Linked DNA regions of Homo sapiens: region 2 is linked to region 1. The links are chromatin loops, found by intact Hi-C in ENCODE. Cell type or tissue: CD4-positive, alpha-beta T cell. All regions are shown on one strand. Links, peaks and the distances in the headings refer to the core of each region. The heading gives the core; the rest is flanking DNA.

Region 1 (15,125 bases), core at 3,587-6,086:
GGAGGCTGAAGCTAGAAGGGAATTAAACAACTTGGCCCAAGTTTCAAGGCTGGAAAATGGAAGTAGCCCTTTCCCTATACCACACAAGCACTCTGGGAGCTGCAGGTAGAAAAGTGTACAAAGGATATTCTCTGGGTAATTGCATTACAGTCATGACCTGAGCAGGGTTTAGCTGGTAGCTTTACCCCAAATCAGGTAAGAGGCATGGACAAAAGATATTCGCGTGCAATTTTAAATATTATGACATTTGTATGTGATTTTGAATATGGTCCTCTTTGCAATTAATTTTCCTAATAGTAAAATACTCACATTATTTATTAATTCATATAACTAGTCTCTTTCTCCCCACAAAGACTAAGGTGCATACAATATTTTCGTTTTAGAAGAAGACAACTGAATAAAAAGAAAATAAAGGTAAAAAAAATAAGACGTAGCTGTTAACATAGTTCATACACAAAATGCATGTTGCAAAGGCCTGTGAACTTTGGCCTTGAGTTTTCTGGACAGCCCATGAGATAAAGAAAATGAGATCCGGCCGGGTGCGGTGGCTCACGCCTGTAATCCCAACACTTTGGGAGGCCAAGGTGGGCAGATCACCTGAGGTCAGGAGTTCACGACCAGACTGGCCAACATGGTGAAACCCCATCTCTACTAAAAAATACAAAAATTAGCTGGGCGTGGTGGTGGGAGCCTGTAATCCCAGCTACTCTCGGGAGGCTGAGGCAGGAGAATTGCTTGAACCTGGGAGGCGGAGGTTGTAGTAAGCCAAGATCACGCCACTGCACTCCAGCCTGGGCGACTAAGCAAGGCTCCATCTCAAAAAAGAAAAAGAAAAAGAAAGAAAGAAGGAAGGAAGGAAGGAAAATGAAATCCGTTATATGATTTATAAGTATCCATAAAATGAAATCAAGCCCACTGTTTCCCATACTGGGACCTCAGAGAGATTTCTCACCAGGGTCTTCATAACGGGTTATATAACACAGTAAATCATACAGCATCATGACATATCATCTTTACAGTAAATATAGTGAGACCACAGCTTGTTTCTAGTACAGCATCACTTATGTGCTATTATTCTTTCTCTAAAGTCTAACACTTTAAAGTATATGATGTGGCTTTTAAGGCCCATCATGATCTAACCCCAAATGGCTCTTTCACTCTCATTTCCTACTATATCCTTTCATGAATTCTCCTGAACAGCCTCTCTGGGCCACTCAGTCATTCCTGAGTATCTTTGATTTTTCTGTTCTTTCATCCTATTTACTCATTGTTATTCACCTTCATCTCTGACATTCAAAATACAAGTCAGGAAAGGCAGAGAGTAAGTTATACACACCTGGTGGGTGGTATATTTTGGACAGGCTTTATTAGCCTCTCCTCCAAGTTTGCACTACTATCAATACAACTTCAATCATTCATTTGTTCTGCAAATATTTATTGAACACCTATTATGTACCTGGCACTGAGGGTACAAGGGAAGCAATAAAAATTTAATACATCCCTTGCTTTATGAAACTTCCAATCTGGTGAGTGAAAAAAAAATGTTGGTTTTGTCAAAAAAGAAAAGAAAAGCGCAACTCTATGAAACACTATGAAGTCAAGATACATAGCTCCATAAGAGGGAATATTGGCGCATCCTAAAGTAGTGTGGGGAGCAGGGATGGCTTTCTTCTGGAAAAGATGTTTGATGTGAGATCTGATGAGTGAATGGACTTTATCTAAGCAAAGCTGGGAAAGGACATTCCAAGCAGAAGTAGGAGTAAGGACAAAGGCCCTGAGAACCCCAGGATCCTGCTGTGTTCTAGGACCAGGAAGAGTCCAGTGTGCCTGGCGCACAGCAGAGAAGTGGGAGAATGGTGAGAAATGAGGCTGAAGAAGTGGCAGGTACCTGGCCATGCAAGGCCTTCAAGGCCACATTAAATGATTGAAAGATTATTTATTTATTTATTTATTTATTTATTTATTTTGAGACAAAAGCTCTGTCACCCAGGCTGGAGTGCAGTGGTGTGATCTTGGCTCACTGCAACCTCCACCTCCCAGGCTCAAGTGATTCTCCTGCCTCAGCCTCCCGAGTAGCTGCGACCACAGGCCTACACCACCACGCCCGGCTAATTTTTCTGTTTTTAGTAGAGATGGGGTTTCACCATGTTGGCCAGGCTGGTCTTGAACTCCTGACCTTGTGATCCGCCATCTCAGCCTCCCAAAGTGCTGGGATTACAGGCGTGAGCCAGCACGCCTGGCCCTATTTTTATTCTTTAAGAGACAAGTCTTGCTCTATTGCCCAGGCTGAAGTGCAATGGCAAGACCCTAGTTCACAGCAGCCTGAACTCCTGGGCTCAAGCAATCCTCCCATCTCAGCCTCCCAAGTAGCTAGGATTACAGGTGTATGACACTATGCCCAGCTAATTTTTTTTTTTTTTTTTTTTTTTTTTGGAGAGACAGATATCTGTGTTGCCCAGGCTTGTCTCAAACTCCTAGCTTTGAGAGATCCTCCACCCTCAGCCTCCCAAAATGTTGGGCTTATAAGTGTGAGCCACTGCACCTGGCCTAATTAAAGAATTTTAAACAGCTATATGACACCATCATATTTTTGCTCTGAAAATAGCTCCCTGGCTGCAGTGTGGAGAGTGGTGAAGAGGGGCCATGTGGATCCTGGCAGTTCAGTTAGGAGGGCATTGAATCAGTTCTAGGAGAAGCAGTGAAGATACGTTGGATTAGAATGGAGGAGTGGAGATGGGGAGATGCAGATAGGTTCCAGGGACGTGGGAGGGCAAGTCCGTAGGAAAAGTGATGAACAGCACCTGGTGCATGATGATGAGGAGCCCGGGGAAGGGCTTCTTGGCTGGGCATCTGGATGGATGTGGATCCATTCATGAGCTAGGATGTGCCAACGCTATTTCCATCTCCATGGAACCAGCCTGGGGTGCAATCCACACTTACTGCACTCCCCCTCCCTGGCACTGAGCAAAGCGCATGAGGGAGGAGCAACATTGGGCAAGAACCTCCAGACTCTTATCTGGAGGAGGCTAAGTTAAGCCCACTTTACTTCCTCCTAGGGCGTGGATGTGTAGGCACATGCTTATTTTATGGTTGGGAAAAAAGAAGGAAAAGAAAAGAGAAAAACAGCCTTGAAATAGTTCTAGGCCAGGCACGGTGGCTCACGCCTATAATCCCAGCACTTTGGGAGGCCAAGGCGGGGGGATCATGAGGTCAGGAGTTCAAGACCAGCCTGGCTAACATAGTGAAATCTGTCTCTACTAAAAATACAAAAATTAGCCAGGCATGGTGGCGGGAGCTTGTAGTCCCAGCTACTCAGGAGGCTGAGGCAGGAGGATCGCTTGAACCTGGGAGACGAAGGTTGCAGTGAGCCAAGATCGCACCACTGCACTCCAGCCTGGGCAACAGAGTGAGACTCAGAAAAAAAAAAAAAAAAAAAAAGAACGAACGAACGAAGGAAAGAAGAAAAGAAAGAAAAAAAGAGAGAAAGAAAAGAAAGAAAGAAAGAAAGAAAAAGGAAAAGAAAGAAGGAAGGAAAGAAACAAAGAAAGAAAGAAAAGGTTTTAATGAGTAGAGGCCAGCCTGCAGGGGGAGAAACCTCTACAAGGGCAACTGAAAAGCTTCAGCACACTGACTGACCTTCATCTCAGACTCAACTATTACCAATCTCTAAAGCAAATTCCTCTGCAGCCTGGGAGGGGGCATTGAGGGGCAGGAACCACCACCATACCTCACAGCATGATTTAAGTCATCTCCCAACAACTATAATTAAGAAAACTGAGTTAACAAAAAGGGCACCTTACTTTGTCTCCTAACTGTCAATTTTCCAGAGAGACAAGAGTCAGCAGGGAATGATGTTAAATGAAAACATACCCCTAATTTTCTCTGGCCTGCCTGGCAGTCAGGAGACCACCAGACACCAGACATTGTCTATCCCCCACACAGCCCCTCACCCAGTCATCATCCAAGCGCAGTTTATGAGCCTTCTTTATGACCCAGGCAGCCTAACGGGTTTTTTTTTCAGAACCATCTGGGCCCTTTGTGACTTAAATTCCTATTAAAGAAGTTGAAGTCTCCAAGAACAATGGTTGTGAATGAGACATTTTAAACAGTGGTCAGAGAAGTAACTTATTTCAGCCTTGCCCAATGTTAAAATATCAAGACAAAGGGCTGGTGTGGGTGTATTTTTAGAATGATGTAAAGATGTAAATGGACAACTTAGTGAAGGCTGTCCTTGCCCTTGGGCAATTATTTCTACCTCTCTGTCTAGACATCCAGTCTACACTGGAAAGGACCTACGATTTGACAAAAGAAGGTTTTGGATAAATAATGGGTCCCCCAATCCTGTTTGCAAAAGAAAAATCAACAAGCAAGAAAACAAAAGATCTGCAAAGAGCACTGAGAAGGGGACATGTAGGGACCTGTATGCAGAGGAGAGCGCTCTAGAGAAAAGTTACTAGGTCCTCTGCCCCTTGCAAAGGGGAGTGAACTTGTGGGTGTTTACACGTACCAGGTGGCTTCCCGTTGAAAGGGGGCCCCCAGAAATCCTTTAGAGCGCTGACAGTGCAAATAGCTAGCACCTATTCAGCTCAGGCAACAAGGTCTTTGGGCACCACCTAGGATGTTTTGAAGCCCCTCACGCAGCGACCAGCATTTTGCAGATCTAAGGCTGTGTTCGCCTCGCACGGCGCCCCCTTGTGGTCTGATGGGAAATGAAAGGTGGAGGACAATTGGTTTTTACAACCGATTTCATCTCTAACGTGCCTGGGAAATAGGAATGCTAGTGCAGACCTGATTCGCTGTTGTGAAAATAAGCATTCAAAATAATTCTTAAGCGCTCCACAACCACGTAGCAGTACGATTACTTCCTTGCTGCACATCTCCCTAGCCTCTTGTATATTTCAGACACAGGGCATCTTGGACCATGAGTTCATCTTTCCCATCTCACTACCTAACTAACACAAAGAGTTCAATTCATGTTTGTTGACTGGCTAACTGAACCCAAAGGAATGAATCCACCTCCAAGCTCCTCCACCCCCATCCCACATTGGAGGATCCTTTTTTTTTTTTTTTAAACGGAGTCTGCCTCAGACACTCAAGACTGGACTGCAGTGGAGCTGTGTCCGGAATTGGTGGGTTCTTGGTCTCACTGACTTCAAAAATGAAGCCGCGGATCCTCGCGGTGAGTGTTACAGTTCTTAAAGGCAGCGTGTCTGGAATTTGTTCCTTCTGATGTTCGGATGTGTTCAGAGCTTCTTCCCTCTGGTGGGGTTTGTGGTCTCACTGGCGCATGAGTGAAGCTGTGGACCTTCGCAGTGAGTGTTACAGCTCTTAAGGCTGCCCGTCTGGAGTTGCTCGTTCCTCCCAGTAGGTTCGTGGTCTTGCTGGTTTCAGGAGTGAAGCTGCAGACCTTCACAGTGAGTGTTATAGCTCATAAAGGCAGTGTGGACCCAAAGACTGAGCAGTAGCAAACTTCACTGCAAAAAGCAAAAGAACAAAGCTTCCACAGCGTGGAAAGACACCCGTACAGAAAAGTACCCGAGCGGGTTACCACTGCTGGTGCAGGCAGCCTGCTTTTATTCTCTTATCTGGCCACACCCACATCCTGCTGATTGGTCCATTTTACAGAGAGCCGAGTGGTCTGTTTTGACAGGGCGCTGATTGGTGCGTTTACAATCCCTGAGCTAGACACAAAGGTTCTCCACCTCCCCACTAGATTAGCTAGATACAGAGTGTGGACACAAAGGTTCTCCAAGTCCCCACAAGAGTAGCTAGATACAGAGTGCCGATTGGTGTATTTACAATCCCTTAGCTAGACATAAAGGTTCTCCAAGTCCCGCCCAGACTCAGGAGCCCAGCTGGCGTCACCCAGTGGATCCCGCACGGGGCCGCAGGTGGAGCTACCTGCCAGTCCCGTGCGGTGTGCGCGCACTCCTCAGCCCTTGGGTGGTCGATGGGACTGGGCGCCGTGGAGCAGGGGCGCCGCTCGTCGGGGAGGCTCGGCCGCACAGGAGCTCACGGGCGTGGGGGAGAGGCTCAGGCATGGCAGGCTGCAGGTCCCGAGCCCTGCCCCGCAGGGAGGCAGCTAAGGCCCGGCGAGAAATCGAGAACAGCGCCGGTGGGCCAGCACTGCTGGGGGACCCAGCACACCCTCCGCAGCCGCTGGCCCGGGTGCTGAGCCCCTCATTGCCCGGGGCTGGCAGGCCGCTCCGAGTGCGGGGCCCACCGAGCCCACACCCACCCGGAACTCACGCTGGCCCGCAAGCACCGCGCGCAGCCCCGGTTCCCGCCCGCCCCTCTCCCTCCACACCTCCCTGCAAGCTAAGGGAGCCGGCTCCCGCCTCGGCTAGCCCAGGAAGGGGCTCCCACAGTGCAGCGGTGGGCTGAAGGGCTCCTCGAGTGCCGCCGAAGTGGGCGCCAAGGCCGAGGAGGTGCTGAGAGTGAGCGAGGGCTGTGAGGGCTGCCAGCAGGCTGTCACCTCTCAGCGCCATCTCGGCTCACCGCAACTTGTGCCTCCTCACTGCTTTAGCCTCCCGAGTAGCTTGGATTACAGGCTCCTGCCACCACGTCCCCCTGATTTTTGTATTTTTAGTAGAGACGGGGTTTCACCATGTTGGCCAGGCTGGTCTTGAACTCCTGACCTCAAGTGATCCGCCTGCCTCGGCCTCCCAAAGTGCTGGCATTACAGGCGTGAGCCACCACGCCTGGCTTGGAGGAGCCCTTTAAAGGAAAAAGAACATTGCAGGATCCTTAACAATAACTAAAAATAAAATTCCTTCAAAAGGCAGGATGTAGTGCCCATGAGTTACTGTTGTATTGTTTCCCCTTTATATAACCTTTTTCCACAATTACTTTAGTAACTTTGGTTGTTCTCGTTGAATGTCTATGTGATTTCTCTGCTGTAAGCTCCTGAGGTTGGATTTGCGCTGCACAGCAGATCCCTACAAGTCCCCTTCTCAGTGTTCCTTGAAGATCTTTTGTTTTATTGCTTGTTTCATAGTTCCCCGGGTGATCTCAGCTGCAATATACTCCTTTGCAAAGTTGCTGTAACCAGGCCAAAACCTGTCCCTAGATTTAGAATCCATGGTTTGGGATGACTGTGACGTTAATCACCCCATGCTCTCTGTCAACATGACCCAACACTTTCAGTACATCCCATCCTCATCCTCAGATCCTCATCCTCAGATCTTCAGCACTTACAGCATCTATAGGCCTTTCAACCATTGCACCAGCAAGCAAAACAACAATTATAGAGAAAATGGACAGAAGGCGAAACAAAAGAAAAGTTTTATGATCAATGAGCAAATTATAGGCAAACGTATTCATATTTAAGCATCAGGGGATATTTCATTTGTCCTGAGTAATTGATATGCTTTTTCTCATGGAAACAAGATTTTTGCAATTAACTGATCATGTTTTCCTTTACTGTAAAGGTCAGAGACAAATTTGATGCCCAATATCAGTAACTAGTAACTTATGGGTCCATCTGGGTTTTACATTTTCTCTCCATACCATCTTTTCTACCTAAATTATTCCTCAAAATTATTCCTCATCCTCTCTTTTTTAGCTACTATCTTTTTTTTTTTTTTTTTTCCTGAGATGGAGTCTCACTCTGTCGCCCAGACTGGAGTACAGTGGCACGATCTTGGCTCACTGCAACCTCTGCCTCCAGGGTTCAAGCGATTCTCTTGCCTCAGCTTCCCAAGTAGCTGGGACTACAGGTGCACACCACCACACCCAGCTAATTTTTAAAAAAATATTTTTGGTAGAGACAGGGTTTCACTATGTTGGCCAGGCTGGTCTCAAACTTCTGACCTCAAGTGATCCGCCCACCTCAGCCTCCCAAAGTGCTGGGATTACAGGCATGAGTCACTGCGCCCAGCCTTTAGCTACTATCTTTGATTACATGTGATTAGCCACATGTGAGAGCTCTGATGCTCTCTGAATGTATAAAGAAGCATGGGCTCTGCTCCTCCGTGTGCTGAGCCAATATGTTCCACAGTAGAAAGGGAGGGGCTCCAGAACTGCGGCTCATAGCAAGTTTTCTTCCATATACATCCACCACCAGGGTGCCAGGTGGAACAACTTCATCTGTTGGCAATTTCACACCCTAAATCAATCTTTCCTTGCAACTTCCCCCTGCCTCTGGTGTGAAACTGGCCCAGACTTCCATCTCTGCCATTATCAATCTCCCCTCCAGAAACCAATGCCCTTCCCAGAAATCCGGCATCAGACATGTTTTTATATGTTTGACCCTCAAAGACAGAAGTCAGGGTTAGGATTCCATTTCTTTTTCATTCAGGAGGCACCTCTGCCACTTTGTAATATCATCAATGCAAGCTTGACTTATTGGTGCCTGAAAACATCCAAGCCCGAAATACTCTACCTGGAGCCTGGTCCAGGCCCTACCCAAAGCCCTGCAACATCCATCTGTAAGCTTCATCACTGAAAGGCGCACAGACTTTCCAGCTGCAGGTGGAGGAAGTGCACCCTCCACTCTCCTCACGTTCCCCTAGAAGGGAAGGGCTTCTCTCCATCCTCACACACACACACTGCTCCTTATGACCGTGCCTCCACCTGGCAAGAAACATATTTCAGGCTCCCCACAGGCTGCTTATTAGATGCAAAGGAAAACTAGTAATTTACACCATGGGGAAATCAGTCAACGCCCTGGAGGGGAGGAATGATCAAAATCAACACCGCCAATGAGGTGAGAAGGACATCAGTGTCTCCAGAAATGAGACCTTTTTTGAGACGGATGCAGGATCACTTACGCAGTATTTCATTTTCTCGCCTCATCGTGAGGAAACATCAGACAAACACAATGAAGAACATTTGTTCTGTCTTTAAAAGGCACAGGGAAACTTATTCTGCTGCCTGTCATTGTTATGAAAGATAAAGGAAGGCTGTGGGAATGTTTCTGATTAAAGGAGGCCAGACAGACATGACAACTAGATCCAAATGTCGGGCCCTAGACTGGATCCCATCCCAGAGGAAATAAGAAAGGGCATTATTGGGTCAACTGTCATCATGGAAATACAGACTACCATTGAATAAATTAAATCAATGTTAAATTTACTCAAGTGGATAAATACTCGGTGGTTCTGTAAGAGAATATTCCTATTCTTAGCAAAGATGCACTCAAGTATTCTAGGGTAAAGGTGACTATATAGGCATGCGTGTTTTAGAAAAGCAATTTTATCTGTGTTAACAGTAAGTGGATCTCAGTAAAGGGTGTGTGCTATTGTTAGTCTCAAAGCTTTTCTGAAAATTTGGAATTATTTCCAAATGAAAAGTCAAAACAACAACAACAGCAGTTCAATCTCATCTAGAAGAGTTTGGCCTCAGTAATAGAACCTGGGTTTAAATCTCATCTCTGGCTCTTCAATGAGCTACTTCACTCTCTGCAGATCTTGATCTCCTCACCAATAAAATGGGCATAATCATAGTCGCTGTATCACAGACTTGTTAGAAGACTGAAAATTACAAATTAAACTTTACAAAGCATTGAGAACAGGGTCTGGCACATAGTCAGCTTCATATAAATGTTTAACAAATATATTGCCACCATTCTGAAATTGAAAACAAAAGAAGCACACAAAAATTTTCCAAATCTAAGAATTTCCTCTTGGGATCTGCTGACTGACTAAAATAATGTTAAGTCAACGTTTTCATAGATCGAGCATGAAGTGTGTGTTAATTGTTGGGTGACCAAGCAGAATCAAGTACAGTTGATCAAGCAGGGTTGGAAACGTGGGCGAGCTTAAGCTACTCACGCATTTCACTTTTGCAAAAGCCGTGAGATATATTAAGTAGATATTGAGTTAAAATAAGCACAGATAAAATAACTACTCGGTAATCTTCCAAACACATCTTTGGTATAATACTGAGCTTTCAGGAAATCAAGGGGGGAAATATGATAATATCCTATATGGCCTAGCCTTGCTATAGGATGCAAAGTAATTAAACCTCACAGGAGAATGACTTATTACATACCAAACACGTGGAAAAGGAAAGGCAAAAACTGCCTATCTTTGGCTTCTACAGTAATTTTTTCCTGGAGGAGAGCAGAGTTGGGGCAACTAAGAGTTTCTTTTGAAAGCTCCCAAAGTCTCTGGCCATTTGGCCGGGAAAGCCTTCCTGTCGGCAGGGCCTGAGTGAGCACTGTCTTCAAACCTCCCAGGGTCAGGTAGCTGCAGGCATCTTTGGGAAGCCACATGGTTAAACCTCCAGATTCCAGGAAGATTACTACCTAAAGCATCCAGGTGGATGGCAGGTCAAGGTGACTGCATCGAAGAAGTGTGATGAACGTTCACAGAGGTTTCTGCAAAGATTTACAACTCATCCATCCCTCTAGCTATGCTAAGCTTTATCCTGATCAAGCCAATCCACCCATGAGTTTGCACCTGGACCACACTGTCTTGGCCTCTTAAATCTCATAGAATTCCTCTTACTCTCTGACATGATATGACAGCCCTGCTCCTGTTATAAGAAATAGTTTCACTGTTCTGTTGATAAAGTGATGAACTTTTTTATATTATTACTTTAAACAAGAAATGGATTTAAACAGCAAGACACTTGACTTGAAGGAAAGCTATCTAGGATCATTTATTTTAGAGAAATTTATCCCACCTTAAAAACTGATTGCCGTACATGTAACAGCTGTGTACAAAAAGTCATGAGTCTCCTTGATTTCACAATGATAATTGAAACATATTGGAATTCTCTAATCAAATAAGTATGCAGAGGAGTCTGTTGTTGTCATTGCTATTGTTTGTCAAACAATGAAAGTAAAAAACTAAATGGGAAACAAAAATAAAAGTGGAACAAGCACACCACTAATGCATTCTTTTTTTTTTTTTCCAAGACAGAGTCTTGCTCTGTCACCCAGGCTGGAGTGCAGTGGTGCGATCTCGGCTCACTGAAACCTCTGCCTCCCGGGTTCGAGTGATTCTGCTGCCTCAGCCTCCTGAGAAGATGGGATTACAAGAGCACACCATCATGCCTGGCTAATTTTTGGATTTTTAGTAGAGACGGGGTTTCACCATGTTGGCCGGGCTGGTCTCAAACTCCTGATCTCAGGTGATCTGCCCATCTCGGCCTCCCAAAGTGCTAGGATTACAGGCATGAGCCACCATGCCCGGCCTAAGGGGTTCTTTCATAAGAAGGTTTTTCTCTACCTCATTTTCTTTTATTGTCTATATCACTAGCCATTTAGTTAAAAAAATAATAATAGTGTTATACAATAGATCTGATCACATATGTCAGTTACTTGATGTACAGTGAAGGGAGAGAACAAATGATGGGATAGAGAGAATTATGTGTACAAGTCAGGATGGGCTGGGCTCCAACTGTAATTTGCTAACTGAGAGTGTTTTTGTGTCTGTGGGTTCTGGTGTAAGGTAGTGAATCATGTGCATTTTCTTTTTTTTTTTGAAACGGAGTCTCACTCTATCGCCCAGGCTGGAGTGCAGTGGTGCAGTCTCGGCTCATCACAACCTCCACCTACCAGGCTCAAGCGATTCTCCTGTCTCAGCCTCCCAAGTAGCTGGGATGACAGGTGCGCTCCACTACACCTGGCTAATTTTTGTATTTTTAGTAGAGACGCGGTTTCACCATGTTGGCCAGGCTGGTCTCGAACTCCTGACCTCAAATGATCCACCTGCCTCGGCCTCCCAAAGTGCTGGGATTACAGACGTGAGCTACCGCTCCCGGCCTATCATGTGCATTTTCATCCTTCATTTCCAACTGTGCAGGTGCATCTGTTTCATTGATTATCCGCCCACCAAATTAGAATATGATCAGCCTCGGTGACAAATCCTGGCCTTCACACTAGGTTTATATTTAGTCACTAGTGCTCTGTGTCTCCTCTTCAACAGAATGATCCCATCCTACCTCCTTCTAATGAATTTGATGTCATTTCCTGTTTTGACCCTCCTTGGGTTTTGCATCAGTCGTGGTGACGGCTGAGGACTCCTTGGTTGCCACGCCACAAAAGATATGTCAGGTCTGCACCCCACGAGCATGGGAGAAGCCGAGGAAGGTGCAGCAGGAAGAAGGGAGGAGGGAGTGATGCTTTTAAGTATTCAGCTACACACCAGTGTCTCTTTCTAAGGATCCCCTTGAGAAATTAAAGCCAAGCTCTCCTGAATGGCTGTGTTGGTTGCTGCAGGGCCCAAGGCTTGCTTCTGTGGCCCCTTCTGTTCTCCCTAAGGGAGCTTACCTAGTCCACCAGCCTGCTCCAAACTGCTGGCGTCTCTGTCCTCGACAGTAGCCAAGGCCTTTCACCTGGACTCCTTGTTTCCCCACTTGCCGGATACAATGCAAGTCCCACACAGCAGCCAGGAGAGCCTTTACAAACACGAACCACATCCCACGCCTCACCTGCTCAATGCCAGCCAGTCCTCCTCTTTGCCCTTTGCCTCGCTGACATCTGACCTCAGCTCAACCTCGCCTCCCACATTCCAGCCACGGGGGCATCTTCTTGGTCTCTCAGATAAGCCAAAGGCATTCCCCTCAAGACCTTTGCACCAGCTACCCTGCTGCCCTGCGGCTCCCCTCCCGGCCACTCAGGAGCCCCCTTATCGTCACGCAAAGCCCAGCCACCTACACTTCCCAGTCCAAAGTACCCCCCAGCCACCTCGCAGCACACAGTGGTCTCCAGAGTCTCTCAGAATGCTCATCGCTTGCCTTTTTCTCTCTTCCTTCTTCCACCTAAAATGTGATCTCACGAGAGAAGAAAACTTGCCTGTCTTATCCACTGCTGTGTTCTCACAGACAAAAAGTGCCTGGAATAGGATATCTGCTAACAAGCATTTATTGAATGAGTCTTATGAGCATGGTAGATTTAATTTCCATGTGTGATTTTCTCATTGCTATGATCCCTAGGACACTCAGGGTCAAAGGCAAGGCTCACTTCTCCTACTTGCACAAGACCTTACGCTGTGCATTGGAGGGACCCATCGCAGCTCTGGCCTGATGTTTCCCTCCTATGTTCCTCTTGTACCGATTTGCTCATCTTAAGAAATATTTATAAAAGGCTGAATGCATCATTGAGCCTTTCTCAGCCCTTAATAAAATGTGGTGGTGTGTAAATACATTGGCAGGTGGCTTTTGCTAAATAGCACAAGATAGATTTCTGCAGGGAACAAGAGGAATCAGTCCTCCATGTCATTCACCAACTACAAGTGGGGAGAGCAAACCCAGATGCTCTCCCTATTTGAGTCAGTGCTGCAGTGGCCACAGAAAACATCCTGTCCTCTGCAGGAGGCAGGTGTGAATTCCCAGGTCACGGGTAAAGTCGGTCAACAGATGACAGGAGAGCAGACATCAGGCTGAGCCAGCCTCAGGACCACAGTGAAGGCAAACAAGGTGAGAGGGAAGCAGACTATCCACTCAGAGGCATTCATAGGACACTTTTAATTTTTTTTAAATTTTATTTATTCATTCATTTTATTTATTTATTTACTTTTTCTGAGATGGACTCTTGCTCTGTCTCCCAGGCTAGAGTGCAGTGGTGCAATCTCTGCTCACTGCAACCTCCGCCTCCCGGGTTCAAGTGATTCTCCTGCCTCAGCCTCCTGAGTAGCTGGGACTACAGGTGAATGCCACCATGCCCAGCTAATTTTTGTATTTTTAGTAAAGACAGGGTTTCACCCTGTTGGCCAGGCTGGTCCCAAACTCCTAACCTCAGTTGATCCACCTGCCGCAGCCTCCCAAAGTGCTGGGATTACAGGCATGAGCCACCGCACCCGGCCCATTCATTCATTTTAAAGATTGGTCTCCCTCTGTCACCAGACTGGAGTGCAGTGGCACAATCATAGCTCACTGCAGCCTCAGACTCCCAGGTTCAAAAGATCCTCTTGCCTCAGCCTCCTGAGTAGTTGTAAGTCAAGCTAAACTTCTTTATTGCTTATAGCATGTCTTTCTTTAAAAAAAAATTTTTTTTTAGATGACGTTTCGCTCTTGTTTGCTCAGGCTGGAGTGCAGTGGTGCGATCTCGGCTCACTGCAACCTCTGCCACCCATGTTCAAGCGATTCTTCGCCTCAGCCTCCTGAGTAGCTGGGATTACAGGCACCTACCACTATGCCGGGCTAATTTTTGTATTTGTAGTAGAGACGGGGTTTCACCATCTTGGCTAGGCTAGTCTTGAACTCCTGACCTCAAGTGATCCACCTGCCTTGGCCTCCCAAAGTGCTGGGATTATAGGCTTGAGCCACCATGCCCAGCCAAAATTTTTTAAATTTTTAATTGTGGTGAAAATTTTAAAGTGTTCAGTTCAGTAGTGTTAACTGTATTCACGTTGTTATGCCACAGACCTCCAGAACACTTTCACCTTGCAAAGCTGAAACTCTGAACCTGTTAGAAGCTCCCCACTCTCCCCTGCCCCAGCCCTTGGCAACCATCATTCCACCTTCTGTCTTTATGAATTTTGAAGTCATACAGTATATGTCTTTTCGTGACTAGCTTATCTATCATAGCATAATGTCCTCAAGGTCCCTTCATGTTCTAGCATGGGTCAGAATTTCCTTCCTTTTTAAGACTGAATAATATTCCATGATATGTTTATACCATGTTTTGTTTATCTATTCCTACATTGGTGGACATCTCTTGACTATTGTTGGATAGGACACTTTGGCATCTAAGTATGTCCTGCTCTGATCTGAGGGACATCTGCCCAAGCCAGGGCATCAGTCAGCACCCACCTCTCTCATGAGCCTGGAAAAAAATCCTACAGCCACGCAGGCCATGCCAGTTATGGTCTCCATACTCTGTGAGAGCCAAAGACTGCTGAGCATGCTTTCGGTCAGCTTGTCTTGTTTTATATATCTGTCTCCAGCCTTGTCCACTTTTCCCATACCTTCCAGCATGCATAACCACTCTGCCTGCATTTTGCAGACAACCTCTGCTTGTGTGGTCTGGCCTAGCAAAAGGCACTACCATCCACCCAGCTTGTGAAGGCAGAAATGAAAATCATTCCATTCCTTCAGGCCCCATATCCAACCAACGGCCAAGAGTAATAGAAGTGAGCCTCTAACATCACAGGATCTGCTCACTTTCACTATTCCCATGGCTGTTTCCTTACTGCCAGGTGCCATCATTGCAAGCTGGGCAACTGCAAAGGCCT
Region 2 (15,125 bases), core at 7,133-9,632, 400 kb before region 1:
TTTTTTTTTTTTTTCTGAGACAGAGTCTCACTCTGTCGCCCAGGCTGGAGTGCAGTGGCACGTTTTTGGCTCACTGAAACCTCCGCCTCCCGTGATTTCCCAGGCTCAGCCTCCCAAGTAGCTGGGACTACAGCCACACACCACAGCGTCCAGCTAATTTTTTTGTATTTTAGTAGAGACGGGTTTCACCACGTTGGCCAAGCTGGTCGCCTCTCAGCTTTTAAGCACTAACTCCTAAATCTGTAGGTAAAACAGGGCCAGAAAAATTGACAAAAAGGCAAGAGAAGACATTTGAGTCCATAGTGAATGAATTGAAAAGATTTATCACCAAGAGTCAAACACCCCATAAAGCTTTCAAAGACAGGTTTATTTATATATAAGTGCATGAAATTGAATACAGAAACTTTATTAAAATACTGTATATTACAAATTTTTAATCCAATAAATTCTGTGTAATGACATTTAAGTGCTGGATTCACTTTTTAACAGTTGTCTTGTGTGTATCAGTAAAGAGTTCACCCTGTATATTACAAAGAGGAGAGCCACATGTGGACCTCAGAAATGGTCCTGTGATTAGACACTGAATGATAGTAATTGTGCATCTTTTCCTTAAAGCAATGAATTGGAACCTAGATCTTATCTTTGTAGACCTACTTTCTATAATTAAAAATAACTTGCATATGTTTATTGCTGCCCTTTGAAGAAAATGAGAATGGTGAAAAATAATTTAAAATAAAGATCAACATCTCTAGGCTAAACTGATGCTTACTGCAATTAAAATTACTTAAAATTCACTGCAAAATTTGTGTTCTCCAGGAAATTATGCTATATACATAATGAGATTTGTACATGAATTGGGAAATAAAAAATTGCTTATATAAAATTAAAAATCAATAATATACAATATTTACAGCTTGTTAGGTATTATATATAAACATAGTTTTTAAAATAATCCTTCAAAATTAAACTGTTTTATGTAAACATGCAGTACACATACTCATATAGTTTATAGTCTTAACAGAAGGGGAAATTGTGTTCACATAACACAGGGTACTTCATCAAATATGCCTTTGTTTTTGTGTATTACCCCTCCAACATTTATTCTCCTGTCTTTAAGCTTCACAGTACATTTAGTATTTCTATAGTAAAAATAAATCCCTGATGGTAAACATATTTCTAAAGGTTAAAGTGTGTGCCCTGTACTACAGTATAAAACTAACACTGTTCACTAGAATCTCTAGTTTACAACAAAACTAAATTTTAAAGTCTCACACTTAATTTTCTTAACTACATTTTTTTCCATTTCATACTTGGAAAAAGAAAAAATAGAGAAAAATACCACATCATGAAAATATAGTGAAAGTAGCTGTCATCTGTCACAGTCAATGACTAAGTAACTGATTTACATTGAACCATATGAAGTTAGTAGCTACTATTCGTTAGGCTTTCTAAACTTTGAATTCCCAGTCACTGGTGATGTGTATCTAGCCAACTCACTGGTGCCAATCCTGAATCTTGCTAAATCCATTTTGCACAAGTATCTTAACTTTCAAGGCACTAAGGCTTCATTTAGCTTTTAAAATCTGCCTGTGATTTACCAAAAGATTCATCAGTGGTCTGAGAGTTAACACAATTTGAAAGTGAGACTTTTAATACTTGTCAGGTAAACTATATTTTTGCTATTTAAATAAAGACATTTTAGCTAGTTAACTTTCAAGATAAAGTTGATTCCCTCATCTCAGAATAACTAGAGTCAGGGGCTAATATTTTTGGTAGAATCCTATGAATTTTGGATGGCTAAAACAAAAAATACCGTGAATTTCCTATTTGTTCATCTAAATGCGTGCAGCTCAAGTCTGAATGTGTGTATTGGTGAGAGGGCCAAATCTTTCAAAAAAATTCTTCCATTGTAAATGCATCCAACATCAAAAACATTAAGAAAGTGTCAACAGTTAAACTATCAACTCATCTGCTATTAAAAGCAAGTCATTTTTATGATCATTTACTCAACAAGTGCCACTATGTTGCTTTCTATGGAGAAAACTTTAAAATGTTCCATTCCAAAAATACTTAACAATGATGTGTAAATACTTTAAAAACAAGAGAAGCGTCATCATCAGTAGTACTCTCGAGTTAACGTTCCTTTAAACAAGGCTCTAAAAAAAGTGATTTCTGCTTAATTCAGCAAGACAGAATAAAATTTTTAAAGTGGTGATTTTTAGGAACTACCAATTTATAAGAGAAAAAGTGTTACAGTTATGGGACTCAGACGATTGATTATGCACCGCAATTCCTCTTTCTGTGTATTTGTGTCAAACTGCTTTTCCGTTTCAGTTATCCACCTAAATACATTCCCAAAAAGGGTGGAGTCATGTTACTACCAAGAGTAGATACATGTGGGTGCAGTACATAATCGTAAAAATGTATGTATGAGGTTCATGCTCTCCTGACTTGCCTAAAGTATTTACTTTTCAGTAAGATTAGAGCTGCATAACTGTAGGGGTTAAGAGTATTCTTTCCTAAACCAGCTCCTTGGATTCTATCAACAAATTGTACATATGTTTAAACTATAACATACGACATCTGTATGGAAAGAGGAGGAAGATTTTTAGGAAATTGCTAAATTCGTTCTCAAAATCAGGGAAGAGTTATTATGTAAGTTCAGTATATGTGCAATAAATGTAAAGAATGTGAAAACAACTTCCCTAAACTCAGGGGAAGAGATGATTATAGTTCATAGCTCAGTTCACTCAGAAATGTGTTTCCACTAATTTAAAAGTATTATCTGATATATCTCCACATTTACTGAAAATACTTCAGATATTAAGCATTATTTCCCCCAAATTCATGGATACATTTTTAGATAATTCAGCAACCTCCCTAACAACACTGTACTGCCTACACAGACCAGAGCTCCTTAAGTGAGAAGAGCAAACCTGTCACCACACACACACACAAAATGCAATACAATTTCAAAATGCACGGTGGTCAGTGAAGCCTCACATATAAAGAAACACAGCATGTGTAAACATGCAGTATACATACTCATCCAGTATAGTTTCTAGTCCTAACAAAACACAGGATGTAGGGCGCTTTGTCAAATATGTTTTTGTTTTTGTGTGTTACCTCTCCAAATGCTATAATTTTTAATCAAATAATATCCTTTTTATCCTGAAGAGTCTTCTTCCAAGATGTTATAACAAGGACGGGAAGTTAAGAAAGATTATAAAACCATTTGATTATTGGTCCGTTTTAACAATTCAGAGTTTCACCCGATTATTAAAAGAAATAGTAATTTACCCAGTTACCCAAAAAGTGTTACCAAATTTCTCTGCAATCGAAATCTGCTAGAATTTCTTCAGTAATTTTCCTCGTCCCTCACATCTTAAAAACAAATAATGACTGCAGAGATTCTGATTGAGACTGAGAGAAAAATCTGTAGTGTCAAGAGTGAAGTGGTTTGAGAATATTTCAGAAATTGCTCCAGGCATCGTTACTCCCTGAATTACATAATGAACATAAATTTAAAATAATAGTATTTGAAGTTAAAAAAAAATAGGCTGGGCACGGCAGCTTACACCTGTAATCCCAGCACTTTGGGAGGCCAAGGTGGGTGGATCCCTTGAGGTCGGGAGTTTGAGACCAGCCTGACCAACATAGAGAAATCTGTCTCTACTAAAAATACAAAACTGGCCAGGCATGGTGGTGCACGCCTGTAATCCCAGCTACTCGGGAGGCTGAGGAAGGAGAATCGCTTGAACCTGGGAGGCAGAGGTTGCGGTGAGCTGAGATCATGCCATTGCACTGCAGCCTGGGCAACAAGAGCGAAACTCCGTCTCAAAAAATAAATAAATAAAAGAAACAAAATAACAGCTAGGGCTTAAGCACCCTTGGCCTGTGGAAGAAAGAACTTGGTAGACACTGAATATCGTTCTATTTTTCTACAGAATTGGCACTACACTGTAGAGCCAAGGGCCCAGGGCCGGCAGAAGAAACAGACATATAGAAGACTGAAGGGTTATATATCGCTCTTACTTTTCAAGAAGAATAATTAGCAAATAGCAGAAAGTCAATAAATCAACATGGCTGAATGAATCCAAGGGAAGTAAGTGGGAATAGATAAGGGAGTCAAGGCTGACTACCTCTCTACCCTTTTCCTATTTTAACCAGTGGTCAACAGAACTCCTAATTTAATCCTGCTTGCACTGGCCATTTCCACCACCACCAATTCACAAAAGGTTCTTAAAGATCTGCTGATTTTAAAAAGAAAAAGTGAAAAGGAGATGAAGCAAGATTATAAGAAAACGTTTTTAGTTTCTTTCCTAAAGCATATGTAAGGAAAATATAGAAATGAAACAAAATTGATGAATTTTACAAAACAACATATTCAATTGGTAATGCAATTGCAAAATGTAATTTAAAAAAATTCTAGAGACTATCAGTTGATCATTTACTGTGAAATACATACTGCTTTGCCATTCATAAACAATCTCACGTAATCCTCACAATAACTACATGAGGTATTAGTCACATTTTACGGAGTATGAACTGAGGCTCAGAGAAGTTAAGTGATTTGCTCAAGGTCAAAAAGTTGACAAGTGACAGAGTCTTAATTCAATCTGTGTTGCTGGCTTGGAGTCTCGTATTCTCTTCACTATGTCACAGCCATGATATCTCAGTTATGGAAATTCTATTTAGTGGATGAACCAGGAAAATGAGAATTTGGAGGGATAACAGGCTAACTCTCAACTAAAATCAGGAAGCAAAATGTTGTCCCAAACTTTTTAGGATTTAAAAATCATCTTGCTAGCTCTTGGTGTACTCAAGGTAAAGAATTCCATCTTGGTAATTCTTGTACTTCTTACTAGAGAAAATACTTGGTAGAGCACTTTACATAGTGGATCCACACGAAGTGTTTACAAAATAGAATTATTTGCTGTATGAGTGGCAGCCTAGGTACATCAATGTGGCAGCCACATTTTCTTCATTAGAGGTTCTTTAAAGACCTTTCCCACAACATTCTGTGATTTCAAATTATCCCGTTGCTCATATCACAAATACAAGATATACAGGCCAACTCATTTCTTTATTTCTCTCATTTAAAGTACAAACAAAACCCTTATACTTTTTTGAGCAGTGAAATGTATGCTGCAAATACTAAGAAAGTATATTGGGTAACAAACTGTAACACTGTTTGGTAAACATTAAGATCTAAAGAATAATTCTGCTCCAGGCCCTGAAGATAGCCATCATTTAGGACTTCACTTATCCTAGGCAAGGTAGGCTATTACCTTGGAACTGTCCCATGGTTCGGAAGACTGCTGGTTCTCCTTCTTTTAAAGTTTTAAGCATTATTTGCAGTTTATTTGAGGCCTCCTGACTAGCTGTGATCTATGGCATTTTTAATCAGTATGTTCAACTGTAATTAGTTTGGGCATGTAGGAGTTCCTTCTTTGGGGAGCTGATTTCACTATAAACAATATTTTATTAAACATTTTTTAAATAAAGGAGTGTCCACTATAGAGGATCCTCCCTCCCTTCTTGCATTTGTCACGAAGAAAATGTACTGCTAAATCACATACGAATTTTAACAAAGTATATAACCCAAATACATCAATAAGGACTTTTGTCATGTCCCAAACAAGGGTCTCCAGCTCTATTAAGTGAAGAAAATTTTCCCAAAATTCAAAATTTTCAAACATCCTCAAACCTATTTAAAAGATCATTACACTGAACAAATTTTCCACTAGAACATGAAAGTGTTCACTGAAAAAAAGCTTTCCAAGTAGACTGTATTCATATATAGCAGCTCTCTATATACCTATATAATGATATATACGTGTGTGTATATATATCATTAAACATTTCTTGTGTCTATAGGAAAGCTACTAACTTTTTAAAAATTTCAGCATATAAATAGCTATTAAGACAATTCACAAACTCAAACTATTCAACTGCATCTCAAAACATCAAAAGAGAGACAGTTGCACAAAATCTCAATGGAAATAACTGAAAACAGCAAAGAAACCAAAAATAACCCCTAAAATTAAAAGTATACACATACACACACAATTGATAATGTAAAGCAACTTGATAATAACTGCAGGACACTCTACAAACTAATTATTAACCGTTCAATTATACTTTCATTCTAGAGTAAAAACAATAGTTTAAATCTCTTTGGTCCACACATTAGTACATTTAATGTATCCAAGTTATTTTCTTGTTAATTTTGGATTATGAATCATGCTCCATATTACTTTACCATAACTTTCTTAAATCATAAAATAAACATATGTTAAAATAAGTATTCATTCTGGAGATCTGAAACAATTTCCACATGCTATTGGTAATTCCTCTGGAAGAATACGAATGCTTTAAATTATTGACAGAATAGCCAAAGTAAAAGAAGAACACAATTCAAGTCTGGCAGAAAAGAAAAAATCAGATTGACTTGGAAAAGTTATGCCTAAATTTAATTTGTAAAAACATCAGGAATATAAAGAACACATGAAAACAATTTCAGGCCTGTACATAATAAAAATAATCAATTTTAAGATTTACTTCAAAGATCCATGCATAGTTGCTTATTATTTTTTTAAAACAAATTTCCAAGCCAGTGTTAGTAAATCTCCCAAATTGGCTTCCATACTGAGAAAAGTACTGCCTCTCCAACTTCTCATTGGTAAGTTGTGGATATACTCTGCTTCTGGATAGAGAAAAAGTGGTATGGGTAACAAAGTTCTTAAATTTGAATGTAATATAACAAAGGCCTACTTTTATAGCAAATTGGATTAAACAGCAAGGCTACCAGGTTATTTTTGGATTATCCTTAACTTCATATTCTCTGCAATGTCTCCTTTGAGTTAGCACATTATAATTGTATCTGGTGCCAAAAAAAATCTCATTAGGAGACCAGTTCAACCCTACTTCCTATACTCTTACAATTACGTATTGCCAGAACCTCTTAAAATGTTTTATATAAAGGACATTTCCACTTTTGCTATATGCCCTCACAGATTCTTCTACTAAACTTAAATCATAACTTCATATCATAAATCAAGAACTGAACAACTGAATTACTCTAATACACGCTCAGTACTGCATTGATATGCTGAGACTAATTGCCAAATTTTAAAATTATCTACTATATTCCCCAATTTTTACTTAGCAAAATTATGATGTTGCCACATGTCCAAAGTAAAATAGTTCATTACTCTTCCTATATAACTTACTTGTTACTTATTTCTACAAATGAGGTCTTTATTTCCAGAGCCTAATTTAGGCCAGTCTCTAAAAACAGTTAATACTCCAGAATGAAAGACTGTTTATGTTTTGTCAAAAATCAAGATATATGCAACACGTAATACAATCCCACTGAGATACTAGTTATAAAGATGTTTTGTCCATGAGATACAAGGCAAAAACTTTCTTTAGAAGGGTCAAAGAATGCAACATGCATTTCAGACTTTTTTCTTACAAAAATTTTTAAGAAAATCTTCAAATTACATTTTTATGACGCACAAACTACAATCAATGTGTATGACCCTTCAAGTTTCTGAATTTGTATAAACAGAATATGGATGCATGAGAGAAGCTATTAAAAGGGTGTTACTTAAGTTGGTGAAAAGTATGCACCCTATAGAGCTACTCTGAGTTCTTAAAACAGTTGAGCTAGTCTTCAGTTAAGAAGACTTATCTTCCACATCAATTAAATAACAATAATACCTAAACATATTGAAGCCCTAAATCCCAGAAACGCGCAACATTAAAAACCAAATAATTTCTCTCATATTAAACAATTCAGTATTTAGCACTCATACGGGATTTAGTGTTACCGAACAAAAATCTTAGTACATTACCTGAATTCATGTCAAATATGTTCACAGCACTCAGCTACATCTACACTTGCAAATTGTCACATGATCAATGTTAACAAAAAGAAAAGAGTTTGGCACATATATCAATACCTCAAAACGTCCCTGTAACTTAACATAACACTGTTAGGAACGATGATTTCAACACCAATGTTAACCTGATAGGCAGCTAAACAAGGTGCTTTTTCTTGTAACTTTACATAGTGTCTTAATGCACCTTGCCTGAGACAGAGGCACATAAGGTGCAGTGCGGTAGTGCAATCACTTGAACACCAGAGGGCAATCCTTCCACACAGCTCAAGGTCTTCCTTATGCTTTGACCTGCTCAGTCCACATTCTTGCACAATTTCATTTCCACTTGTTAACAATGCCGTTTTCAGGGAATCTGTACATCTGTTTCCTTATGTGAAGTAAGACATTCCCACAGAAACCTCAAAGTGTAGCGAGGATCCTTGAAAAGGAGATGATTAATGTCAGTACAGTCTGTCCAACGCCCCATACCAGCGCTTCCAAAGGGGCCATGTTCTTCCCAGCTACTCTGTAAATGCCCGCTACTGCTGCACCTAAGGAGAAACGGGAGAAAAATGAAGGGATACAGTCACTCGTTTTATAACACACTGCATGCTGCACCTTAAGAGCTCTTTTCATTTCATCAAAACATAAGTCATCATTTTTTTCTCATTTTATCCACTTTCTATGAAAAAGTTTCCCTGTGATTGGTGAAAGTTACAACTTACCATAATACACTTAGCCACTTATTTGAAAAACAGACTTTTCTATTCAACCAAAAGATATATATTTATGGTATATGCTGCATACTTGATAGCAAATATGTTCATAAACAATGAATAATTCATTATTGCAACCTCTCACCTGGGCATTCAATTAACTAGACCTCTTTAGCATTTTTGTAAACATACAGTATAACATACTGATAATTACAAGTGATAATGCAGAAAAATAACATAATTTAATGTAATTTCTAAATTATTAATAAATATTTTAATATTAAAGGTATCTTTTCTGAATAATATGAATTCTTAAATATCATGTAAAATATAATACCTGACTAATCCATCTCACAATCTACCATACAAAATAGTTCTTGCTTTTTAAATAAACCATCCGACTCTAAGTTATTTGGAGACTAGTATCTTGACGTCTAATAAGAATGGAAAATGAACCTGACATCTATTCTAGTGAGGTTCCTTAGGTAATGTACACTTCTGAGAACGGGAGAATCTCAGTGTATGAGGAACCTCAGTGCTCATCTGATTCAACATCTGATCTTCACAGACCATCCATAATGATGTGGTATCTAAGCGGCTAACTTTAAAAGTACATTTAGGAACCATAAAGGAGGAAACATTTAAATTATAATATGCCATCCCACAGATGGAGATGGCCTGAAAACTCTTTTTCTAGAAAAACTGTCTATATATCCTAAAATGGTTAGATAAAAGAACATAAGACAAAGACGAGAAGTTATCTGAAAATACTGAATTGACAATTACAATTAAGACGGAAACCTACTCATGAAAATTAGAATATAATTTTTACTTGTCAACTTAGAAAAAAATTAGCTAAAGATTAATTATTTGTACTTCACTCAAAATCTTCCAAATAAAAGTTATTGTATTGCTCTGTAAGAGATGTAAACAGGAAAAGCAAATTACTAACCTAAGCCAAGGACTTTCATATACATGTTTTAAAATAAAAGGAAATTAAAATAGTGTACTTACCATATACTATGTATTTTGCAGGAACTTTACAAATATTATCATATTTAAATATCATACCACCCCCTCAGTATTATCACCTAATTTAAAGATGAAAAAAACAGAGGTTCAGAGAGGTTCAGTTACTAGCCCCAGGAAATACAGCAAGTACAAGAGCCGGGATTTTTCAATCCAGGTTAGTCTGGCTATAAATCCCAAAATCATTCTATCACTTCATATTTATACTAAGTGAAAATGAGAACGAAGAATTCAGAGAATGATAAAGTAGCTAATAAGCATCTCAAAACTCCTAGTAGCACCAACATTTACTTAACCAAACAATGAAATCACTTGTATAATTGGTCACATATCCAAATTTTAGGATTAGATGACATTCTTTAAAAATATTAAGTATCCTACACCTTTGTTATCAGAAATTATGTTAAAATAAACTAGAGTAATACTCTTTCTCTTTGGATTCATCCTAGATTTATATGACTATCTTCCATTTTAAAAACCACATTTTAGCCTCCATCCCTCTGATACTAAGTTTTCAATCATGATCCACAGCAAGGGGAAAATCGAAGCAATTACTAGCTCAGGCTGCCTGCGAAATGGCAAACAACTGTGTCAATTCAAACGTTGCATGCTTACATAAGGTGAGGAGCATGGGTTGTAGAGCCAGGCTCCTGGATTAAAATCCAAGCTCCACTACTTAGCAACTGTGTTACACTGGACAATCACAGCCTCCCATGCCTTGCTTCCTCCACTGTAAAATAGGTGGGCACGAAGATTAAGAGATGACACTTGTCAAGTGCTTAAAACAGTGGACGATCCTAGTATGTACTCAACAAATTTTGGCTAGTAGTCGTCATAGTAGTAAAGGATAAAGATAATTCCAATCAGTGATTCACCATTCAATAAATGGTGTTGGAATGACTGGTAGCCATTTCAAAAAAATAAATTTAGGTCCCTGCTTCACACCATTCCCCAAAATAAATTTCAGATGGATTAAATAACTAAATGTTAAAAACAAAAGTACACATCTAAACTTTAAAATGTAAGAGAATTATGTTTATGATCCTAGGAAAAGAGATCTTAAGACCACAAAAAAAGGGTAAAACCCATAAAGGTTTCACATCAATGAACAGACTGGAAAAATATTTGCTATATGCAAAACAAACTGATGATTAATATTTAGAATATAAACACACATATATACATGCATAAACACACACAATCAATACAGCATTTCTGTAATCAAACAAAAACAAAACAAATGTCCACCATCAGTTGGAGATAAACTATATGAAGTCCATACCATGAACCCATACAATTTCAAAAGGAAAATATAGATTTGTATGAACTGAAATAAAAATAACTTAGATATATCATTTAGGTAACAAAGAAAATAAAACATAAAACAATACATATTCTCTACTAGTACATACATACATATGTATGTGTGTATGTATGCGGTATGTATGTAAATATGTATGAATGAATGTAATGCATCAACAAATATCTGGCGGATACATACCAAACTGAAAATAGGGCTTACTTCTGAGAAGAGCACTAGTTTGAGAGTGTTGGTCAAAAGGGGCTTTGCTCTATCTATAATGTTTTGAGTTTTACATAATGAATATAATCATATATTACTCACGTAATAAAATTTTTAAACTCTAACTTAACTTCTATACCTAACTTGCCTAAAACACCCCTAAAATTCCAAGAAACTTTCATCTTAAATGTCAGGATATGAAAGATATTTCATTTTAAATGCCAGGATATCTTTCAATCCTATTTATCAAATAAAAATATTGGTATACAATGAAAAAGTTAAATAAACTCTTGATTTAAAATAGCAGGGCATAAATATATTATGGAATATAGTAGGAAATAACTATATTCCTTGTATGCAGCTATAACTTATTCATTTTCACTGCCATACAGAATTCCAAGTATGAATATACCACAATTTATTTATCCATTCTATGGCCAACAACATGTCTTTGTTTTCAGTCCTTTACAATCCCAAACACTGCTCCTGTGAATGTTCTTGTCTACGACCCCTAGCACACACATGCAGTCAAGAGTTTCTCCATGACCCACGGGTAAAACCAGAACTGCTCAGCCCTATGGTATGGGCCTTTTCAACTTGACTAGATAGTGCCAAATTATTTTTCTAAATTAGCTGTACCAATGTGTATTTCAGTTACTCCATATCCTCAGAGGCAGGTGACATCCTTTTTTGTTTTTTAATTTTTTTTGCCAATCTAGTGGGTAAGAGATATTATCTATCTGATTAATTTACAAATCCTTGGCAATTAATGTGATTGAGTTTCTCTTCACATATTATTAGCCATTAGGGTTTCTACTTCTATGAAATGCTTAAGTCCTTTATTCACTTTTCTACCGGGTTGTCTTTTTATAACTTGAGTCACAGGGTTTTTAAAAAATATATAGTCTAGATATTAATCTTTTTACAATTATATGAAGTTATATATTATTTTAACAAATATCTTACCCCAGTTTGTTCTTTAGTTTTCACTCTCCTTAGGGTGTCTTGCTGAACAACAGCTAGTTGAAAGAGTACATTAAGATCTTTATTTTCTTGGTGATTTATGAGGCTAATATATGCAGGCATGCAGAGAAGTGGGATAGGGTTCTTGAAATAAATAACGCATGCGGATCTGCCACTGTCAACAGTGGCAAACATGATCAATTAGAAATAAGGAAAGATCCCAAATGAAGTGGAGAAAGCAATACTGCCAAGATGATCTGAAGGTGAGTAAAATATACAAAACTACAAGAACGAAGGGGAACAGGAGAGTCATCAGCAGACAGAAAACACTGATACACAACATCAAGTGCCTGCAGATGAGCATTCCAATGAAAAGTGATGTGATCTGCCCTGTGTATTTCCTGACAGAAAGCAAATGATAGCCTGTGGTCCTAGCGACTCAGGAGGCTGAGTTGGGAGGATCACTGGAGCTCAGAAGTTCAAGGGTACAGTAAGGTATGAGTGTGTCACTGCATTCCAGCCTGGGCAGCAGAGCCAGACTCTATCTCTAAAATGGAAAAAGAAAAAAAAAAAAAAGCAAGCATATGATAAAGGTTAAGGGTGAAGAGGCACAAAGAGCTATGGGTGGAAAAACAGAAAAAAAAATAGAACAAGGTTAAGGCAAGAATTAGTTTTGATAATGTGTTGATTCTATCAGTTTGCATAGTTAGATCGAGGTTGGCAAACTACAATCCACAAATCTGGCCCACCCACCTATTTTGTACAGCATGCAGGCTAAGAATAGTTTTCACATTTTTAAAGTGATTTTTTAAAATCCAGAGATTAACATTTCATGATACATGAAAATTATATGAAATTCTGATTTTAGTGTCCATCAATAATGTTTTCTTGAAATACAGCTGCACTCATTTCTGATACTGAATTATCTTTGCATTCCAAGAATAGCAATTCCTAAGGTTCTGGTGTAGCCCTCATCTTGTTTAGCAACAAGATTACACTGACCTCTGCAAACAAGCTGTGCACAGCTTTTATTCTTTCTATTTTCTGCAGTAACTTGGATCAAATATGAACTAGTTGTTCTTGAAAGTTTGGTAGAATTCTCCTGTAAACCCCTTTGGGCCTGGAGTTTTTTGGAAGAAGGGTTTTTAATATTGCAATTGGCAAAAATAATTATTTTCCTATTCATATGTTCTATTTCCCCTTATGTCAAATTTTGACATTTTATATTTAGGTATAGCTGTTCATAAAACTATTTTATTTTTATAATTCTCTATCTTTATTATTGAGATTTAGTATTTCTTCTATTATGCTCTGTATTTTACTCTTCTGCCTTAACCCTTTTTTCTTAGTTTGCCAGCAGTCTATTCATCTTATCTCTCCAAAGAACCAGTTTTTTGTTAATCTTTCATATACCTGACTTACAAAGCTTAATAGTATTTCTCCACACCAATAAAACTAAACAATGTAATCAAAAGATATCCATGCACAATAGCCATAACAGGAGTTTGGGAATTAACTTCATAAAAAGTATACAAACTTCCTATTGAGAAAAGCATTTTTAAACTCTAATAAAAGACGTAAAAGATGATCTCAATAAATAGAGCTACACTACATGTTCTTGGGTGATATAATATGGCAATTCTTCCCAAATTATCCTCTATATTCAGTTAAATCCTAATAAAAATCATTATCATACTTTTTGAGCGATCCAGTAGACATAGTCTAAAATTTATATGAAAGAATAAAGGCCCATCAACAGCTGTTAACTTTGAGAAAGGAAAGTAACAAGAGGGACCTATTCCTGACAGATATTAAGATATACCACAAAACCACTGGGATTAAAAAAAAAAAGTGACCTTTCTACAAGAATAGATAAAAAGACCAATGAATCAGAATAGAGTTCAGAGACAGATCCCTGTACTTTGAGAATGTAATATACAATAAAGGTGGCACTACAAATCAACAAGGAAATGATGAATTTTTTAGTGTTTGGCATGATAAAAACTGATTTACTATATGGCAGTGGGGGAAAAAAACACATAGAATCCTATCTAATACCTAAAACAAAGGTAGACTCTATATGGAGGATAAATTATGGCCTGAATGCCCGATGCCTCTGTTGTAAATAGAAATAACGTTTTACTGAAACAGGCCATGAGCATTCATTTACATATGTCTATGGCTGCTTTTGCACTACCTTGGCAGAACTGAATAATGTGACAGAGACCACTAGCCTGCGAAATCTAAAATATTTATTACTTGGCCCTTTACAAAAATGTTTGCCACTTCCTGCTACAGGTGAATTAAAGACCTTAATACAAAAGGAAAAACTGTAAAATTAATAGAAGAAAATATATCAGAATATCTTTTGGCAATGGAATGGAGGATAACTTCTTTAATAAAATCTTTAAGTATAAACCATAAGACAAAAACCCTTTCAGTTGATCATGTCGAAACTAAGGATTTCTGCTCCGTAAATGATATCATGGATGAAGGTAACTGATAAAAGACTGAGATAAATTATTTGCAAAGTCCAAAACCAACAAGAGGTCAATATCTCTAATATATAAAAATATCTGTAACCTAATAAAAAGGAAACAAGAATACCAAAAGAAAACCACAGAATTTAAAGAAGCAATCTGTAAAAAAGAAAACCTAAATATATAATAAACATAAGAAGAGATGCTCAAATTCACTAATAATCACAGAAATGCAAATTAAACCAACAATGAGAACTTACTTTACACTTTTAGACTGGCTAAAATTAAACAGCTAAAATTAGACATTATATAGAAACCAGTTTCTCCCAATTCTGGTATTAACTAAAAACACTATATGAAAAATCACTCTAGTTTCAAAATAAAATCTAAGAAGTAGCAAAATATAATGAATATGTAACTATATTCAGTCAGCATCTTACTGAATATAGGTATTTAGCAATCAATAACTGAACTGAAGATACAGCTATGAGTGCACTAGTATTCACAACTTGTATTAAGAAAATAA

The links. A loop is a pair of places that touch in the nucleus more often than their neighbours do. Peaks named below come from ENCODE experiments on the same cell type or tissue, not always from the same donor. Only the 100,000 strongest peaks of a DNase experiment are listed, where the experiment ranks them.
Region 2: it touches region 1 in a loop (13-fold over the local background); 11 of 110 quality-filtered maps call a loop at or near these places.

The regions. Positions count from the first base shown.
Region 1 is chr6:11,162,249-11,177,373 of GRCh38, reverse strand. No RefSeq gene overlaps it. Among named protein-coding and RNA genes, the nearest start is that of ERVFRD-1, 58 kb to the right of the region's middle. RefSeq lists an enhancer at 4,524-4,818. In CD4-positive, alpha-beta T cell, for the core only: CTCF peaks have their summits at 4,462 and 4,671 (motif pointing left); a DNase peak (open chromatin) is centred at 4,673; H3K4me3 peaks cover 452 bases.
Region 2 is chr6:11,568,746-11,583,870 of GRCh38, reverse strand. TMEM170B (transmembrane protein 170B) reads right to left here. Exons shown (of 3, transcript NM_001100829.3): 3 at 347-8,440. The coding sequence ends at 8,310. Among named protein-coding and RNA genes, the nearest start is that of TMEM170B, 39 kb to the right of the region's middle. In CD4-positive, alpha-beta T cell, for the core only: CTCF peaks have their summits at 7,958 and 8,157 (motif pointing right); a DNase peak (open chromatin) is centred at 8,150.